Linked DNA regions of Homo sapiens: region 1 is linked to region 2. The links are chromatin loops, found by intact Hi-C in ENCODE. Cell type or tissue: CD4-positive, alpha-beta T cell. All regions are shown on one strand. Each heading gives the region's core, and the rest is flanking DNA. Links, peaks and the distances in the headings are about the cores only.

The links. A loop is a pair of places that touch in the nucleus more often than their neighbours do. Peaks named below come from ENCODE experiments on the same cell type or tissue, not always from the same donor. Only the 100,000 strongest peaks of a DNase experiment are listed, where the experiment ranks them.
Region 1: a loop joins it to region 2, with 12 times the contacts of the local background. A loop is called at or near these places in 2 of 110 quality-filtered maps.

Annotation. Positions count from the first base shown.
Region 1 is chr14:72,943,402-72,952,773 of GRCh38, forward strand. DCAF4 (DDB1 and CUL4 associated factor 4) reads left to right here. Exons shown (of 14, transcript NM_015604.4): 7 at 2,483-2,626; 8 at 3,741-3,790; 9 at 8,397-8,476. Among named protein-coding and RNA genes, the nearest start is that of TRC-GCA8-1, 15 kb to the right of the region's middle. In CD4-positive, alpha-beta T cell, for the core only: CTCF peaks have their summits at 5,302 (motif pointing left) and 5,513; a DNase peak (open chromatin) is centred at 5,290.
Region 2 is chr14:73,466,240-73,476,430 of GRCh38, forward strand. No RefSeq gene overlaps it. Among named protein-coding and RNA genes, the nearest start is that of NUMB, 13 kb to the left of the region's middle. In CD4-positive, alpha-beta T cell, for the core only: a CTCF peak has its summit at 6,058 (motif pointing left); a DNase peak (open chromatin) is centred at 6,032.

The sequences.
Region 1 (9,372 bases), core at 1,373-9,372, 520 kb before region 2:
TGTATATGCAATTAAAAAGGCTCACAGTGGACCTGGGGACATCTGCTTCTTCCTGAACTGGGGCAGGACTTGGTGGCTAAACCTGCAGCCCAGTGTGCCTTTGGTCACTAGAGGGTAGGACTCCTTGCTTGCCGCCCCTGGCTTCAGTGGCACCTCCCATCAACACACCTCCATTACATCATTTGCAGGGGGTGAAAGGCCTTCTCTGGTTTGGGTTGGACCCAAGCTGGAAGCCAAGGTCAGCCGCTTAAACCCAGGGGCCAGGGAAAGGTTGGCAGAGAGCTAGAAGGACCACTGCAAACAAAGGTCCCTGACCTTTCGATGGACCACGTAAGAGCAGGGCCTGCCCGGCAAGCCCTATCCTTCCTGGAGGCTGAGGGAAAGCCAGGGAGAGTGAGAGGAGGATACAGAGGCAGGAGCATCTGGACTCGGTCATCTGCTGGTGGGACTGGAGGCCGATGCTAGAGATTGACCCTGGAGGTTGATACTGCATCCTCCTGCCCCAGGAGACCGCCACAGCAGGGCCCTTCCATGTAAGGGGTGTTGGGGACCGGGCCCACATTCTCCCATGTGGCTTTTCTCTCCATGTGTGCTTGGGGGTATGGTTTGACTGAATGAGTAGAATCGTCTCTTGTGGTTGGTTCCCCTCAGCAGCCCCTTCCCTGGGGTAAAGTGGGTGGGGACGGTGGGGGTCATTGGTGTGTGGGGTCTGGTGATGCACAGGCCACTGTTCACAAGCCTGGACATCTCGACCCTCATGCTTCCTCTCTCCTGACCCAGGCTTTACGTGTGGTAGGTCGTCTCCATCACCCAAAGTTACCGTGACTCTGGCTGGCCGGTGTGACCGCAGGGCCAGAAAGTGGCTTGGCACCTGGAGAGCAGTTTTTCAGATCTGAGTCTAGTCTCAATGATTCTTCTGGGAACATAACTTCTTCCTGAGTAAACTTACAACGTTGGTACAGTTTCACCAAAACCAACGTCCAAACTCGTGTGTGGGTCTGTATTTATTAATATATACAAAACACATAAATATGTGGAGTTTTTGCTTTGAAATAGCAATTAACCACATCATGTTTTAAAATGAGAAAAGAAAAGCTTAAAATAGCCCACATCTGGCACAGTGGTTCATGCCTGTAATCCCAGCATTTTGGGAGGCCTCAGCAGGTGGTTCACTTGAGCCCAAAAGTTTGAGACCAGCCTAGGCAACGTGGGTAAACCCCGTCTCTACAAAAAAATATAAATTAGCTGGGCATGGTGGTGTGTGCATATAGTCCCAGCTACTCGGGAGGCTATGGTGGGAGTATCACTTGATCCTGGGAAATCAAAGATGCAGTGAGCCATGATTGTGCCACCACACTCCAGCCTGGGCAACCAATCAAGACTCTGTCTCAAGAGAAAAAAATAGGGCCAGGTGTGGTGGCTCACACCTGTAATCCCAGCACTTTGGGAGGCTGAGATGGGAGGATCACTTGAGGTCAGGAGTTCGAGACCAGCCTGACCAACATTGTGAAACCACATCTCTACTAAAAATACAAAAATCAGCTGGGTGTGGTGGTGCGCACCTGTAGTCCCAGCTACTCAGGAGGCTGAGGTGGGAGAATAGCTTGAACCTGGGAGTCGGAGATTTCAGCAAGCTGAGGTGGTGCCACTGTACTTCAGCCTGGGCGACAGAGTAAGACTCCCTCTCAAAAAAATTAGCCCACATCCTGAGCGAGGCATGGTGCCTCACACCTGTAATCCCAGCACTTTGGGTGGCTGAGGCAGAAGGATCACTTGAGGCCAGAAGTTCAAGACCAGCCTGGACAACATAGCGAGACCGTATCTCTACAAAAAAATATAAAAGTAGCCAGGCACAGTGGTTCATGCCTGTAGTCCTAGCTGCTCAGGAGGCTGAGGAGAGAAGATCACTTGAGCCCAGGAGTTCAGGGTTATCATAAGCCATGATCATGCTACTGCACTCCAGCCTGGGTGACAACAGTGAGACCCCACCTCTTAAAAAAAAATAGCCTACATTTGAATGCAGTCTTTTTCTATTGCACGTTTTATTCAATGCAATTTTTTTTTCATGGTGGTAAAAAAAAAAAAAAATAGTGCCTATGTAATAGGAACTAGCATTTTTCCTATTGCGCCACAGCCTTCGTGATGGCACATGACACATTCCTCTGGGTGGATGCTAGGGCTCTCCCAAACCCACTTCTGAGTGAGGTCCTCATGCAGACCTCAGACTTTCTGGCCATGTCCCCTCACTGCCATTCTCATCCTTCCTCTTGAATTGTTAGATCAGACACGTGCTGGCTTTGCCCAGACATGGCTGCACTAAGTTGGGGAAAGTGAGGTCATCTCCACTCTCGCTCATGGAGAGGAACTCTCACCTAGTGAAAATGCACAGAGCATGGGGGCCAGGAGAGACGGGCAGGTCCCTCTTAGGCAGTCCACCAGGCGCAGCCTGGGACGTCACCCACTGCCCCCTTCCCTTCTCCAGGCAGATACCAACAGTGACCGGCTCTTCACAGTGAACGATGTTAAAGTTGGAGGCTCCAAGTATGGTATCATCAACCTGCAAAGTCTGAAGACCCCTACGCTCAAGGTGTTCATGCACGAAAACCTCTACTTCACCAACCGGAAGGTACGTTGCCCATCCCTGTAGCCTCTCTGCACACTTGACCCTGGGGGTAGTTGGCCAAATTCAGGGTAGAGGAGAGCAACTGGGGAAGAGGGCAGAGCATACTTACCTCATTTTTCCATAAGACTTGATTTTTTACTTGAGCCTAGGAGTTTCAGACCAACCTGGGCAGCATAACATGCATGGTGAAACCTTGTCTCTACAAAAAAAAAAAAAAAAAATTATTTGAGTGTGGTGGCGCGCACCTGTAGTCCCAGCTGCTTGGGGGCTCGGGGGGAGGTGAGGTGGGAAGATCACCTGAGCCCAGGAGATCAAGGCTGCAGTGAGCCATGATCGTGCCACTGCACTCCAACCTGGGTAACAGAGCGAGACCCTGTCTCAAAAAAATGGATTTATGGTTGCTGAGAACCCATAGGGAAAGAAAAGGACTCCAGGAGTTTCTTGTCTTGGAAAAGAAAGTGAAATGAGATGGTTGGGGTAGGTTGAAGCAGCGCTTGTTTAACTGGTCCTCAGGACCGTCCCTCCAGGGGTCCAGGAGTTGATCTGGAAGGGCCCACACCAGGGCACAGAGTTCCTTGGAAATGGGCGACAGTGACTGTGGCCTGCATGGGAGGGGTCCTGCCCTGTGTGTCAGAGTGATGCGTCATCCAGCCAGGCCGCAGCCAGCACTGAGGCTTAAACAAATAAGAGGAGCTTGCTGTCTAGGGAGCAACCTTTAAGTTGCAGTGGGGTGATGGCGGCATCCGTGAGAAGCTGTGACTTGCTATTCAGTTGAAGCATAAGCTGCAAGATGGATACAGGTTGAAAATGGCTTCTGGGTGAAGTGAGATACACCTTCAGAGTTCGGCTTATCTCCTGCCATTGTAGAAAATTCAGCCCTGCCCAGAGGGTATGCCAGATAGACCAGATGTCTCCCTGTGGGTCTGTTGAAGGACTCAGGCTTGAGGTTACTTCCTGTCCTGCTTAAGCCCCACCCTCAGAATGCTTGTTCCAGCCCATTTGAAGAGGAGCAGGACGTGAAGAGAGAAGTCACACGTCTGTGTCCCCACATGTTATTCCACAGGAAAGCATATTACTGTAGAATAACTTTCCATCTCGCTGTGTGCTTCCTCACCAGGTGAATTCGGTGTGCTGGGCCTCGCTGAATCACTTGGATTCCCACATTCTGTATCCTTTGGCAGAGGAAGAGGTTTGGTGGGCAGGCCACACCCTGACGTTGGACCTGGGTATCTGTGGGCTTCATGACATGGCATCTTAGTGACCAGAGGACTAGACCCTTGTGCACTTACATCTCACGCTTTAGAAAAAAAAGCAGCGTACCTGGATAGAACACAAGGATGCCCGTGGAGCACAGAGAAGCAGCTGAGGTCCCATCATGGCTGTTTCTCAAGGTGACATTGATGTCACTGTGTGGCAGACACTGTCTGGGCCTTCACATGCATGTGGTGGAGACAGAATGGGAACTCAGGCAGTCTGACTCCAAGGCCGGCTCACTCTGCCACTGTGGCGTGTGACGGGAGGCTCTGGGTTCACTACACAGACCCAGTATTCCTGCCGGAGGGCTGGTGTGGTAGCAGAGGAACAAGGCAGAAAGGAGCAGCACAGCCTTGGGGAGGAAGCCCAGCTCCTCCTGAGGCCAGGGAGGAAAACAGTGGTCAGGAGAGCAGGGTCCTCCTAGGGGAAGCTGAGGGCAAGGTCAGAGAGGGGGTTCCTTTGGCAGTGGACATGGGTCTGTGGGCTCTGGGCCTCAGGTCCCTGCTGGCAACAGCTTTTTAGAGCACTCATCACACTAGTCTCTGCCTTCCCGGAGAGCAAGCAGAGCCACTTTGCTGAGAGCACGGTAGTACAGTGTCGTGGTCCCTGGCCTCTGGGACCCTTGGGGGCTGTTGATATGGCACAAGACTTGACTCACCCAAAACCACATGTTAATGACTCTTGTCCTTGGTTCATTCTCTTATTAAATGTGTTCTGGAAACAATGTGACTACTCATTGTACCTCACACCTACTTCCTGAGTTGTGGTGAGATTAACATTAGTTAACTCCTGTGAAGGCACCTAGCAGTTTCTGGACATCATTGGTCCTCGACAAATGATAACTGAATCAGGATCTTTTTTGTAAATTTTATTTGTTTCACAGCACTGTATTTCAAAGGAGTTTTTTTGGATTTTAATTTTTTTCAGAGAAAGGGGTCTTGCCCTGTCACCCAGGCTGGAGTGCAGTGGTACAATCATAGCTCACTCCAGCCTAGAACTCCTGGGCTCAAGTGATCCTCCTGCCTTAGCCTCCCAAGTCACTGGGACTGTAGGTATGCACCACCACACCCAGCTTACATTTCAAAGGGTCATAGAGCCTAAATACATTAGCGACCTGATTATAAATTTATATAAGGCATCAAACTATGTGTGTTCTCTAAATTGCAAATTTTATGTGGCTTTCATTTGATGGGGTTCTGTAGGCCAATGGGACTGACCACATGTTACTATGATGATCTAACCAGAGGGCTAAAGAGGCCAAGCTCTGCAGAAAGCAAAAACAAGAACCTCACTCACATTTCCAGTCTTAAAACAGCATGGTATTCTCGTTTCTGTGGGCTAAGGAGAGGAAAAAAAAATCCATGTAATTGGACTTAAAGGGATGGATGGTCTGTTGTAGCTTCATCAGTGGCTCGCCCTCTGGTGGCCATTTCTGGTAGCCTTCGGGCTTTTGTGCTGAAGATTTTTTGTGCTGCTTCAGAAGTTCAGGTAACTTTTTCCCTTTAGAAAAATGGTACTTTGTTCAGACCTGCACTCTGCATTTTTCCTGCAAGAGTGGTGGGAAGTTAGATGGAATTCTTTCTACACTTATTGGGCCCTTAGTTAACCTGTGGCCTGTCAAAGGATTAAATCTTAGCCTGGCTCCGTAAGTACTCAAAGTTTGAGTATAAATAAGCTGAGATTCAGCAACAGTAACTAACATGCACATCCCACTTTCTTCACTTCCTTGCCTTCCAAACCCAGAAGCAAAATAAGTTTATTTGGTGGTGGTGTTCTCATTTACAGTTTCAGCACCTGGTATATCCTGGAGATACTTAATTTGGAGCTTACTACCCAGAGCGGTATGTCACATACACATCACATACTCAGATAGTCAAGAATGTCACCTGGCCAGGCATGGTGGCTCCCACCGGTAATCTCAGCATTTTGGGAGGCCAAAGTTGGGGGATTGCTTGAGGCCAGGAGTTTGAGACCAGCCTGGGCAATACAGAAAGACCTCTCTACAAAAAAAATAATAATAAAATTCTATTAGCTGAGCATCATGGTGCATGCCTTTAGTTCCAGGTACTCAGGAAGCTGAGGCAGGAGGATCATTTGAGCCCCAGAGTTCAAAGCTGCAGTGAGCTGTGATCACACTACTGCACTCCAGCCTGGGTGAAAGAGAGAGACCCTGTCTCTTAAAAAAGAGAAAAGTGACTGGGCACAGTGGCTCATTCCCATAATCCCAGCACTTTGGGAGGCTGAGGCAGGCGGATCACTTGAGGTCAGGAGTTCAAGACCAGCCTGGCCAACATGGTGAAACCCCATCTCTACTAAAAATACAAAAATTAGCCAGGTGTGGTGGCACGCACCCGTAATCCCAGCTATTCGGGAAGTTGAGGCAGGTGAATTGCTTGAAAACCCGGGAGACAGAGGTTGCAGTGAGCCAAGATTGCGCCACTGCACTCCAGCCTGAGCGAAAGAGCAAGACTCCATCTCAAAAAATGTATATAAAAATAAAATGTTTAAGAAGATTTTTAAAAGTTACATGATTGCTTTTCAGATATTTACATTTTCCAGTGAGGAATATGTGTGGTCATTCAGACAACACCTATCGAGTATATGCAGTTGCAAGGAGATAGAGACAGGCAGCTCCACAAGTCCTCAGTGTAGGAGGAAAGCTGCATGCAGGAGGGATTGCAGCCACCTTCCTGGAGGGAGACCCATGAGGGCAGGAAGAGGCCAGGGACCCCTAATAGGAGGAGTTGGGAGAAAGCTTGGTATGTTTGGCAGCAGTTTGATATTCATGATGTCTCTGGCTAGGGAGCAGGGCCTTTCAAGACTGAATGCTCGCTCAGGGCTGTGGGAGGTCCCAGGGGGTTGTGATTGTGGAGTCATTTTTGAAAATGATTCCTTTGGTGGCATTGTTGGGGGATAGACGGACGAGAGCAAGTCCTCAGACAGAAGCTGCTGCAAGACTAAGGGCGGTGGTGAGGGCGTGAAACGAGGTATCAGGAGTGGAGGGAAGGGCACCAAGAGGCAGGTGCAGGCTCTAGCCCGGGCATCTTGTGATAGGAGAAGGCCAGGATAGACCTCCCAGAGAGTGGTGGGTTGAGGCCAAGGAGTGTGTAGTAGAAATTGGGCTACATGGCCATAGGGCAGAACTGGAATGTTTCCATCAGATTTAGAAACCAGAGGCTCATTGAAGACTGATGAGAACATTTCTCTGGGAAGGTGAGGGTCAGGCCTGGATTTCAGTGGAGGAAAGGCAAGGGAATGAGAATAAATACAGGCTCCTCTGGAACAAAGTTTGGCTATGAGGGGAAAAGGAGAGGAACCGCGTCAGTCAAAAGACACACACGTAGGCAAGGGTATAAAGGGGCAGGTCAGAGAGGGAACTCCAACGACTATGCTCATGTGAACAGAGACACCCACATGTAGTCAGGGAAATGCAAATTTAAATAACAGTGAGGTATCACCTGGTACCCATTCAGATAAGCAGAAATTTTAAGGGCTGGTAGTGAGATATTCCATGCAATGCCATTTCTGTATGTTTTTTTTTAAACAAAAGCTGCTTTGTGTTATTTATTGACAAATATATGTAGTGGAAATACAGCATGGCTTAGAAGAACTTACACCAATTTGAGAAGAGCAGTTCTCTCTGAGTAGAGGAGAAGGGAGAATTGGACTAGGGAGGGATCAGAGAGGGCTTTTTGGGCTTTTTAATAGTATTTTATTTTTGAGACATGGTCTTACTCTGTCACCCAGGCTGGAGTGCGGTCACATGATCACAGCTCACCGCAGCCTTGACTTCCAAGGCTCAAGCAATCCTCCCACCTCAGCCTCCCAAGGAGCTGGTACTACAGGCACACACCACCACGCCCAGCTAGTTTTTGTATTTTTTGTAGAGACAAGGTTTTGCTGTGTTTCCCAGGCTGGTCTCGAACTCCTGGACTCGAGTGATCCTCCTGCCTCAGCTTCCCAAAGTGCTGGGATTACATAGGCAGGAGCCACCACACCCAGCTTTTAACTATATCTGATTTGTTTTTCCCTTTAAAAAACATCTGAAGCTGGCCAGTCACGATGGCTCACCCCTATAATCCCAGCACTTTGGGAGGCCGAGGCGGGCGGATCACGTGAGGTCGGGTGTTCGAGACGAGTCTGACCAACTTGGAGAAACCCCGTCTCTACTAAAAATACAAAATTACCCGGGCGTGGTGGCACATGCCTGTAATCCCAGCTACTCAGGAAGCCGAGGCAGGAGAATCGCTTGAACCTGGGAGGCAGAGGTTGCGGTAAGCCGAGATCGCGCCATTGCACCCCAGCCTGGGCAACAAGAGCGAAACTCCGTCTCAAAAACAAACAAACAAAAAAAAAACATCTGAAGGTAAATGTGGGCAGTGTAAACGCATGTTGAATCTGGACGGTGGGGGTTACTCTGGCCTAGGTTGTGTGCCGTATGACTTTCTGAAGGGTAAATGTCCATGCCTCCTCCCAGAGGGGAGCCTTGTGCCTAACTGTCCTTAACAGCTTTTTCCAGGCTATGCCTCATGGGACTCGCAGAGACTCCAGGCTGTGCCACCCTGCTCCCAGCATCACTGTTCGTCAATAGTCACCCAGGTACAGGGTTCTCCTCCTTTAAAGAAATCTGTCCTCTGTCTCCCGAGAGCTGTGTGGGGGTGGCTTAGAGAGAAGTATGGGGCCGCTGCAGAGGCACTGTGGGAGGATTCCCTAAGCCTGTCCCAGGGTTAGTACCAGAAGCATGTGTTTTTTTTACAGCATCTGCCCCTTTTTACCCATCTTGGGCCATTTCAGTCATTTCAGCAGCCAGAGCAGACTTAACACGCATGTAAACCAGCGTGAGCTCAGAACAGATTCGGACGCCCGTGCACATCATTCAGAAAACACCTCTGAAGGTCCAAAGCACCTCAGGTGCTATCAGGGATACTTAACAGTCTGCCTACGTTAAGGCAATTTGACTCCTCCTTCCTGACAGCATTCTGGATATTACATTTCAGTCTATCAGAAAATTAGGATCAATAAGACCAGGGTGAGAGGCCTCTTAAGAGTGTGGGCTTCAGGCAGACCTGGCACGAATCCCAGCTCTGCCCCTTGCCAACTTGAATGGAATGTTGAACCTCTCTAAAGTGGACAGGGCCTTCTCAGTCCACATCCGTGGAGAATTAGGTGAGATCATGCACATTTAGCCCAGTGCCTGGTATTTCATTGCACAGCAAGCTTATGAGGCAGGAGTGTGTCTTACCACCATTTTACAGATAAGGAAACTGAGGCAGACAGTTTCAGAATTTGTCTTACAAAAGTAATTTTTAGTGTTGGAGGTCAGGCTCACAGTACCCTTTGGGGAGGTAGTAATTGGGAAAGGGATGTGAGGGAGGCCTCTGGGGTACTGGATTGTTTTATGTCTTGTCTTGTCTTTTTTTTTTTTTTTTTTTTGAGACGGAGTTTTGCTCTTATTGCCCAGGCTGGAGTGCAATGGCACGATCTCAGCTCACCAC
Region 2 (10,191 bases), core at 1,420-9,419:
CAGGAAGTCTGACTATACAATAGGAATGGTGTATTTATTTATTCAGCCCTTTCCTACACTGCAGTCATTTCATTTCACCCTCAGGATGTGTATTTAGTGGTAAGCTTTCTTTCTTTTCCTGTTAGTTTCCTGCAAAAGGACATCAGTGTCTTCCTCATTGGAGCAGCTGATAAGAAGGATGTTGTTGCTCAAATAGAGACAGAAAAACATATTTCCTATCACAGACCCAGGCCATCCCAAGGGCATGGAGAATTAGACCAGGTTGTGGAAATAATAGAAGAACCTGATTTTCATGCCTATTTCCCTGGTGCCATCTTCCTCCCTGAAATACTCTGCAATAATTACACCTTCCACTTAAGTAGGATTTCACACTTTTCCAAAGTAGCATCACGTTGTACGGAAGTAGAGTTGGCTGCACTGTAGCTGGCATAGCCTATTAGTTACTTTGGAGGGTTTATATGAAGAGGCAACTTTGGGTTTAACTTTAAGTTTTGGGGAACTCATACAAATAGCATAGGTTTACCCTAAGTTGGATTCCATTTGCTAGCTCCTGCCTCTCCTACAGATCTCATCTTCAAAGTTACTATTATAGGGGAGGCTTCCTGTTATCCCTCTCCCAGCCACATTGAGTTGGGTGCCCCTCTTATACACACTGCATTTCCACTTTGGATACACATATCCCGTGGGTAAACTTGCTCAGTGCCTAGCCATCCAGCAACATGTCGGCACTGTAATACCAGGGACAACAACCTTCCTGCTCATGGCTGCCTAGCATAGGGCCTGGCCCACAGTAGTTCACTAAATATTTAGTGAATGAATGAGTGAGTCAGGAATTGTCTCTAGGAGTAGCCTTGCCACCTGACACAATCACTTATTTTGGGGTAGTGCTCTGGGAGTTATAAAAAAGGCCTGTGCTAATTATCACATAATGATCACCGGTGGTTATAGTATTTAGTAGGCAAAAGCACAGTGGTGGAGTATGACTAAATAAAGGTCTCCTCCAGGTGGGGGGCTATCCCCGCACTCTGAATTTGGAACCCCACTGCCCATCTCTCTTGGACTCCTGTGGACAGGGTCATTCCTTTGGGAAATTCTTTTCGGAGTTGCCAACACTGGGGAACAGGGAGAATTAAGCTCCATTTCCCCAAACTCAATGAAGTCTTTCTGATATGAAAATTAAATTAAAGAACAAGGCCAGTGGTGGCCCTCTGTTGCTTTCCTTTCAGCCTCTGAGACAGATTTCCCCATCAAGGGTCTGCGCTGAGTCATCCCGCCTCCAGCGGAAACAAGTCAGCAGCACCCTGAGGATGGGTGATGGAGGTAAAGACTCATCCTGCTAATCTCCTCCTCCCGCGGAGGCCAAGGTTCATGGTCTTGGCCCCCTCCCTGGGAACAAAAAGGCAACCCAAGAGAAAAGACTCTTCCTTCCCACTCCTCTCTCTCTTACAAGCTCATGGTCTGTGGCTCCTCTTTCTTCTGCCAATGGAAGTTGAGGATAGAGAGAGAGGAGGAGGAAGAAGAAACCAAAGGGCACAGGACTGTACTTTGCTGGCTGGGGGGAGGTGGGACACATGGGTGGGGGGTATGAATTGGGATGAAGGATGACAAGACATGAAGAATCCTTGGAGGTTCTCCAACAGTTCTCACATACAGAACAGCTAAGGCACAGCCCAGTTGCGGAGACACCAGGGAACCCAGAAATGTAAATAGTAGGAGGTGATGACAGCAAAGAAGCAGGCAGATCTGATACACAGGCCCCTACACAGAGCTACGCCCTGTGGGAGAACCACAAACTGCCTAAGACTGGGTAGCAAAGAGAGAGAGAGTGGGCGTTCAGTGTGAGACCTTGAATCAGAGGCCCACACTCTATATCTAGCTCAGTCTCCAATTTGTGGGGAGGACCGGGGTGAAAGATGAATGTCAGAGATGTGGCTTCATCAGCTGCCTATGGGATGGGCACATGTTTAGGAGATACTTTGAAATCTCTAGATGAAAGGAAATGCCAGAAAAAGCTATCATTACTTTGAGGGCTGATCATAGAGCAGCCGGAGCATCTTTGAGCTCCTATATTGGAATCAGAGTCTACAGTATTTTCATCTTGGGCGGACCAATTCCTGAAGACCAGTTTTTTAATAGCATCAATTGAGAACAGGGTCAATTGTGAGGTCCCTTAGGAATACAACCAGAAATCTCATCACTGGAGTATAGAAATTTCCAACCAGGCTCCAGCCAGTTATCTATGCAGACTGATTCTAGCCAGGCCTAACTTGCCTAGGGTGATGATCTACAGGCTATGACCTGATGACACTTCTCCCTTTCTCTCCTCTCTTTCTCTCTTTCACGTGTGCATAAGGCAACTTAGAAACATTAATTCACCAAAGAATACTTGGAGATTCCCAAATGATCACCCCAATTGTGGCTCTTCATCTCCAAACACTTAGCCTTTTTTTTTTTTTTTAAAGGAATGTGATGTGCTTAAACCAGATCTTTTTTCTTTCTATTTGGCAGGTACATAGGCACATGACCCTAGTATTTTCCTTCTCTATTTATTCCCTTCTATACTTTACCACAAATACTTCCACTTGACTCCCTCTTCTGGTCTCTGTTCTATGAACCATCTAGATTATCATTCCAAATGAATACATTTGTGTTTGAGCCCTTAAATGCAAGAATATTTCCCTTCCTGGTCTCTCCAAAGCTAACAGGCTAACTAGACTCAGAACAGGACTTTAATCTAAGCTGGCAATAAGTGCTTACCTGTCCTGAATGACCTAAGCTGCAATCATCCTGGGTCACAATCATCAGAGGAACAGATATTATTTTTCTCCTATTGCACGAAGTGGACAAAGGTTGTCTAGATGGTGCAGAATGGATCTCGATAAAGCCAGAGCTCCTTGTGAAATAAGAAAAATCTCAAGAATGGGCATGTGACTGCTAAGCAAGCTCTGTGGGAGAGCTCAACCTATAATATTACAAGTGGCATGCGTAAGATCAACATGAACTCATCTCTCAAATCCCCAAATCTTAGGTTTCAATGTCTCTTACAAAGTTCCAGGAGAGTTAAGCTTAGGACCAATATAAAGGAAGACTACTCCAAACTGTAGGTAGTAAATGCATGGCACTCATTACCCAGGGAGGGAATACAATCAGAATACAGAAAAAAAATCAGGGCAACATTTATGAATTGCAGAGCCATATATGAGTAAAACTGGATGGATCTTGAACTACTCATTTTCAACCCTAGTCCTATGTGAAAGTCTCATGTCTCTCTCCTAGGTCCTAGTATTCCAACTCAGTAGGTTGGAGTGGGGTCTGTATATAGTTGCAAAGCTCCCCCAGGTGATTCTGATTTATAACCAGGTTTGAGGACCACTACTTGAATAACTTGAATAACCTTTAACCTGCTGGATAGGTCTGACCCAGCCTGGTCATCCTTACGGTCCTAATTGTCAAACTGCTTGGTTGATGAATGACAACTCAAACAGATACAGCTGTATACCTGCAACATAAGAACAAACTCCAGAGCAGTCATTAGACCCTGAATCTACAGATCAAATCAAGCAGTATAATAATGCTCTGGTCCCTGGCTCATTTAGAGTCTTCTCCAAGATCTCTAAGTCTTTCCCACCTTAGGGATGAATCAGCGGAGGCACTTAAAACAAGGTACTACTTTTGGAAGGAAATATTCAGATTTGCTTATAAGAATAAGATGCAGACTTCTTTTTTCTTTTCTTCTCTTTTTTTTTTTTTTTTGAGATGGAATCTCTCTTTGTTCCCCAGGCTGGAGTGCAATGGCATGATCTCGGCTCACTGCAGTCTCCACCTCCTGGGTTCAAGCGATTTTCCTGCCTCAGCCTCCTGAGTAGCTGAGATTACAGGCAGGCACCACCACGCCCAGCTAATTTTTGTACTTTTAGCAGAAATGGGGTTTCCCCATATTGACCAGGCTGGTCTCGAACTCCTGACCTCAAGTGATCCACCCACCTCAGGCTCCCATATTGCTGGGATTATAGGCATGAGCCGCCGCGCCTAGGCAGATGCAGGCTTCTTTACATATTTCTGTCACGGCTCTTTTTGCACAATGTTTAACACAGTACTAGGAATTCGTTTATTCAGTAAACATTTATTGATTAAAAATTAGTTACATACCCAATGCCAATAGTTTGTTGCTGAGGATATAAATAATTAAATAAGGCAGTGATAAAACAGACCAGATGTGATCTCTAGCTTCTTAGTTACCTAATAAGCTCTCAAAAATATTCTTTTATCATAGTGGCTGGATACAGTGTAAAACTCTACCTAAGGGTCATCCTACCCTCTTAGGAACACAACATTTAAGTTCTTTCGAAGACCGAGCTACCCTGGGGCCAAGAACAACTATAAAAAAAGTGCCTACCTTTTCTTCTCAAATGTACCTACAAGTGAAGGTTAAAAATGAACTTCTGGCTGGGCACGTTGGCTCACGCCAGTAATCCCAGCACTTTGGGAGGCCAAGGCAGGCAGATCCTGAGGTCAGGAGTTCAAGACCGGCCTGAGCAACATGGAGGAAACCCCCGTCTCTACTAAAAATACAAAATTAGCCGGGCGTGCTGGTGCATGCCTGTAATCCTAGCTACTCAGGAGGCTGAGGCAGGAGAATCGCTTGAACCCAGGAGGCAGAGGTTGCAGTGAGCCAAGATTGCGCCATTGCACTCCAGCCTGGGCAACAAGATCGAAACTCTGTCTCAAGAAAAAAAAAAAAAGAACATCTGGAGAATGAGAACTATGCTATATTCATCTTTGAATTTCCAGTACCAGGTACAGTACCTTGCACATAGTAAGTGTTCAGTGTTTTAAATTTTTTTTTTTTTTTTTTGGAGACAGAGTCCCACTCTGTCACAGGCTGGAGTGCAGTGGCGCGATCTCAGCTCACTGCAACTTCTGCCTCCCAGGTTCAAGCAATTCTCTTGCCTCAGCCTCCCGAGTAGCTGGGGCTACAGGCATCTGCCACCACACCCGGCTAATTTTTTGTATTTTAGTAGAGATGGGGTTTCACCATGTTGCCCAGGCTGGTCTCAAACTTCTGATCTCAGGCAATCCACCTGCCTCGGCCTCCCAAAGTGCTAGGATTACAGGCGTGAGCCACCGCGCCTGGCCCAGTGTTTTTAAATTTTAATTAATTAATTAATTTTGAGACAGGGTCTGGCTCTGTCACCCACGCTGGAGTGCAGTGGCCCCATCTCGGCTCACTGTAACCTCTGCCTCCTGAGCTCAAGTGATCCTCCCACCTCAGCCTCTGAGTAGCTGGGACTGCAGGCATGTGCCATCATGCCTGGCTAATTTTTGTATTTTTTTTTTTTTTTGGTAGAGATGGAGTCTCACTATGTTGCCTAGGCTGGTCTTGATCCTCCCACCTCGGCCTCCCAAAGTGAAGTAATTGCAGGCATGAGCCACCGCACCCAGCCTGTTCAGTGTTTTTGAATGAGTGAATGAATGAATGAAGCTGGAATCCCAGTTCTGCCACTAACTGTGTATCTTTGTACAAGTCACAGATTATTTGTAACCCTTTTTTCATGACTGGGATAACAACTACCTTGCTTATTTGTTGTTATGTGACTGGAGGTCATGTGTTCTAAGAATCACTGGCAGCTGGGCATGGTGGCCTGTAATCCCAACATTTTGGGAGGCTGAGATGGGAGGATCACTTGAGCCCACAAGTTTGAGACCAGCCTGGGAAACAGAGGGAGACCTCATCTCCACAAAAAAATTAAAAACTAGCTGGGTGCGGTGAGCGCGTGCCTATAGTCCCAGCTACTGGGAAGGCTGAGGAAAGAGGATCATTTTTGAGCCCAGGAAGTCAAGCCTACAGTGAGCCATGATTGCACCACTGCACTCCAACCTGGGCGACAGAGTGAGACCCTGTCTCAAAAAAAAAAGAAAGAAAATTGGCACTCTGCCTGGCATTCAGCAGGTGCTCAACAAATGGTTGTGGTGATGCTGTATGGTTGTTACTCTGAGAACGGAGAAGCAGAAGCTTCCAAGAACCAACTTGTATGGTCAAAGTGACATCTAGTGGTAAAATTTTAGAACACACACCAAAAGCACAGTCAATTGCTGGTTTGAAATTTAAATTGAGGAATGACTAGGAACTAACAGGGCACCTGATTTACATAAGTACAGTAACATTATTTAATTCTCACCAGTGATTTTTTTTTTTTTTTGAAACGGAGTCTCACTCTATCGTCCAGGCTGGAGTACAGTGGCGCGATCTTGGCTCACTGCAACCTCCGCCTCCCAGGTTCAAGCAATTCTCCTGCCTCAGCCTCCCATGTAGCTGGGACTACAGATGCTGGCCACCACGCACGGCTAATTTTTGTATTTTTAGTAGAGATGGGGGTTTCACCATGTTGATCAGGCTGGTCTCGAACTCCCGACCTTAGGTGATCCTCCTGCCTCAGCCTCCCAAAGTTCTAGGATTACAGGCGTGAGCGACCGCACCTGGCTTCACGAGTGATTTTCAATCCTGGATGCAGATTAGAATGACGTGTGAAGCTTTAAAAATCTACTGGTGTCTGGATCTCACCCTTGGAGACACCAATTTAACTTGCAGGAGGTGTGACTCAGGCTGTCACATTTTTAAACTGCGATTTTAACATGCAGCCTGGTTGGGAACCACATGCAAGAGACCCATGAGATAGTCTTCTTCTCGTTTTACAAATGATGAAAGTAAAAGTCAGAAGGATAAAGTAATTTTCACAAAGTCACACATTTATTATTAGCAGTAGGTTATTTGAACTTGCATCTACCATTTTCCCACAATACCACGTTGCTTTGCAGAGGCTTTTGGAAGTCTGATGTGCTCCACTTAGCTTCTGTCTAGGGGAGTCTCAAACTCAGAAGCGTTAGGAAATTGCATGGTGCTGTGAGCTGAAGCCCTCCAAACAACAGTTTGGTGTTGATGGGATAGTGTGGTCTAATGAAGGCACTAACTGCCTGATCCTCTCTCTGGATTCTTTTTTTTTAAGACAAGGTCTTGCTTTGTTGCCTAGGCTGGAATGCCGTGGCATGATCACAGCTCACTACAGCCTTGAACTCCTGGGCTCAGCTGGGACCAGAGGTGCATGCCACCATGCCCAGCTATCTTTGTATTTTTTGTAGAGATGGGGTTTTGCCATGTTGCTCAGGCTGGTATTTTTATGTTTTGTAGAGACGGGGGTCTCCCTATGTTGCTATGAACATTCATGTCAATTTCAATTTTTTAAAAATTATTTCAAAAGAAACTCATTGTAATTGTTTGTGTTAAAAAATGATAACTTGCCCAGGTGCAGTGGCTCATGCCTGTAATCTCAGCACTTTGGGAGGCCAAGGCGAGTGGATCACTTGAGGTCAGGAGTTTGAGACCAGCCTGACCAACATGGCAAAACCCCGTCTACACTAAAAATACAAAAATTAGCTGGGCATGGTGGTGGGTACCTGTAATCCCAGCTACTCAGGAGGCTAAGGCAGGAGAATGGCTTGAACCTGGGAGGTGGAGGTTGCAGTGAGCCAAGACTGTGCCACTGTACTCCAGCCTGGGCGACACAAGACTCTGTCTCAAAAACAAACAAACAAAAACCTTAAGCATACACATTAAAAATCTACCAAAACTTTTTAAAATTGAGTTTTGGCACTTCATTTTTAAAAATATAACTGGGGTCTCAAAAAGGAGTAACGAGGCCGGGCGCGATGGCTCACGCCTATAATCCCAGCACCATGGGAGGCCGAGGCCGGCAGATCATGAGGTCAGGAGATTGACACCATCCTGGCTAACACGTTGAAACCCCGTCTCTACTACAAAAATACAAAAAATTAGCCGAGCTTGGTGGCGGGCCCCTGTAGTCCCAGCTACTCGGGAGGCTGAGGCAGGAGAATGGCGTGAACCCGGGAGGCGGAGTTTGCAGTGAGCCGAGATCGTGCCACTGCACTCCAGCCTGGGCAACAAAGACTCCGTCTCAAAAAAAAAAAAAAAAAAAAAAAAGAGTAACCAGCTTGCTCTTGACCTCTGAAAGGCTCTGTTGCTGCCTCCAACAAGAAAAGCCCATTTTATCCAATTAGACAACAAATCCCCAAAGTCAGAAAAACCACGTGATATTTGCTGGCATATCCATGATGACTACTAATTATGTATTTGGTAAATGTTTGCTGACAATATAGCCCATCAAGAAATGATGGGAGGCCGGGCGAGGTGGCTCACGCCTGTAATCCCAGCACTTTGGGAGGCCGAGGCGGGCGGATCACGAGGTCAGGAGATCGAGACCATCCTGGCTAACACAGTGAAACCCCGTCTCTGCTAAAAACACAAAAAAATTAGCTGAGCGCGGTGGCAGGCGCCTGTAGTCCCAGCTATTCGGGAGGCTCAGGCAGGAGAATGGCGTGAACCCGGGAGGCGGAGCTTGCAGTGAGCCGACATCGCGCCACTGCACTCCAGCCTGGGCGACAGAGCCAGACTCCGGCTCAAAAAAAAAAAAAAAAAAAAAAGATGGGAAGGCTGGGTGCGGGTGGCTCATGCCTGTAATCCCAGCACTTTGGGAGGCTGAGGCAGGTGGATCACTTGAGGCCAGGAGTTTGAGACCAGCTTGGCTAACATGGTGAAACCCTGTCTTTACTAAAAAAATATTAATATTAGCCGGGTGTGGTGGCTCACACAGGTAATCCCAGCTACTCAGGAGGCTGAGGCGCGAGAATCACTTGAAAACCAGAGGTGGAGGTTGTAGTGAGCCAAGGTCATAACACTGCACTCCAGTCTGGATGAAAGAGCGAGAAACTCTGTCCCTTAAAAAAAAAGAAAACAAAGAAATGATGGGACAGGGTGAGGGTAGGGGAGAGGAAATTCTAACACAGGTGATTTCCTTCTGACCCACAACCCCCACTTTGCTGTTGGTCTGGCTGACGTGGTTCACAAGGGGGATGGTAACTTAGATGGAACGTGTAAACCAATGGAAACATGAACCTTGATTGAAAAATGAAAAATTTCTCTAGATCCTGACTAAGGCAAGGTCAGCATGTTTCTCCCACATGCTGGTCCAAACAGAAGCTTTCTTTTACGGCAGGATAGGGATCAGTCCCTTGTCTAATCAACCAGTGGAGTTAATGAGTATGGCAGAAGGAAGGGAGAGGAAAGATGACAAAAGGAGCAATGAAAAGGAAACACCTGACACATTTATCTTTGTGAGAAGTGAGAATCACCTGTAAATGCCTCAGCCAGGAAGGACAGGTAGGGCCCTTTATAAAAGGATTTGTGGAACTTCTGGAGTATTTTGTCATTATAACATTTTGTTAATAGATTAACAAGGCTGGGCGCAGTAGCTCACACCTATAATCCTAGCACTTTGGGAGGCCAAGGCAGGCGGATTCACTTGAGGTCAGGAGTTCGAAACCAGCTTGGCCATCATGGTGAAACCCCGTCTCTACTAAAATTACAAAAAATTAGCTGGGCATGTGGTATGCGCCTGTAATCCCAGCTACTCAGGAGGCTGGGGCGGAGAATCTCTTGAACCTGAGAGGCGGAGGTTGCAGTGAGCCGAGATCATGCCACCCCGACTCCAGCCTGGACAACAGAGCGAGACTCCATCTCAAAAAAAAAAAAAAAAAAAAGATTAACAAAAACATGGCTGGGCACAGTGGCTCAAGCCTGTAATCCCAGCACTTTAGGAGGGCAGATCATTTGAGCCCAGGAGTTTGGGACTGGCCTAGGCAGCATAGCGAGACCCCATCTCTACAAAAAATATAAAAATTAGCCAGGCGTTGTGGTGCATGCCTGTGGTCCCAGCTACTGAGGAGGCTGAGGTGGGAGAGTCACTTGAGCCCAGAAGGTTGAGGTTGCAGTGAGCCAAGATCTTACCACCACACTTCAGCATGGGCAACAGAGTGAGACCCCGTCTCAAAAACAACAACAACAACAACAACAAACACAAAACACAAAGAAACAAAACCGTGATAGTAAGGAGAGCAGATGCCTGCTTTTCTGTTGTGAAGAAACTTGGGAACCACTGTGGAAACAGGAGAGGGGAAAGGAGCTGTCATGGACCCTTGCTGAGCTCCTTCCTTCCCCCAGCCTTTTCTCCCATCCCTCCCCTTACCTGGAAGGTCCTCTCTCCTCCTCTCTGCCTAAATCTTGTGCCATCTCAGATCCAACACAAATTCCCATGTCTCCATGACGACTCCTGCCCCCCT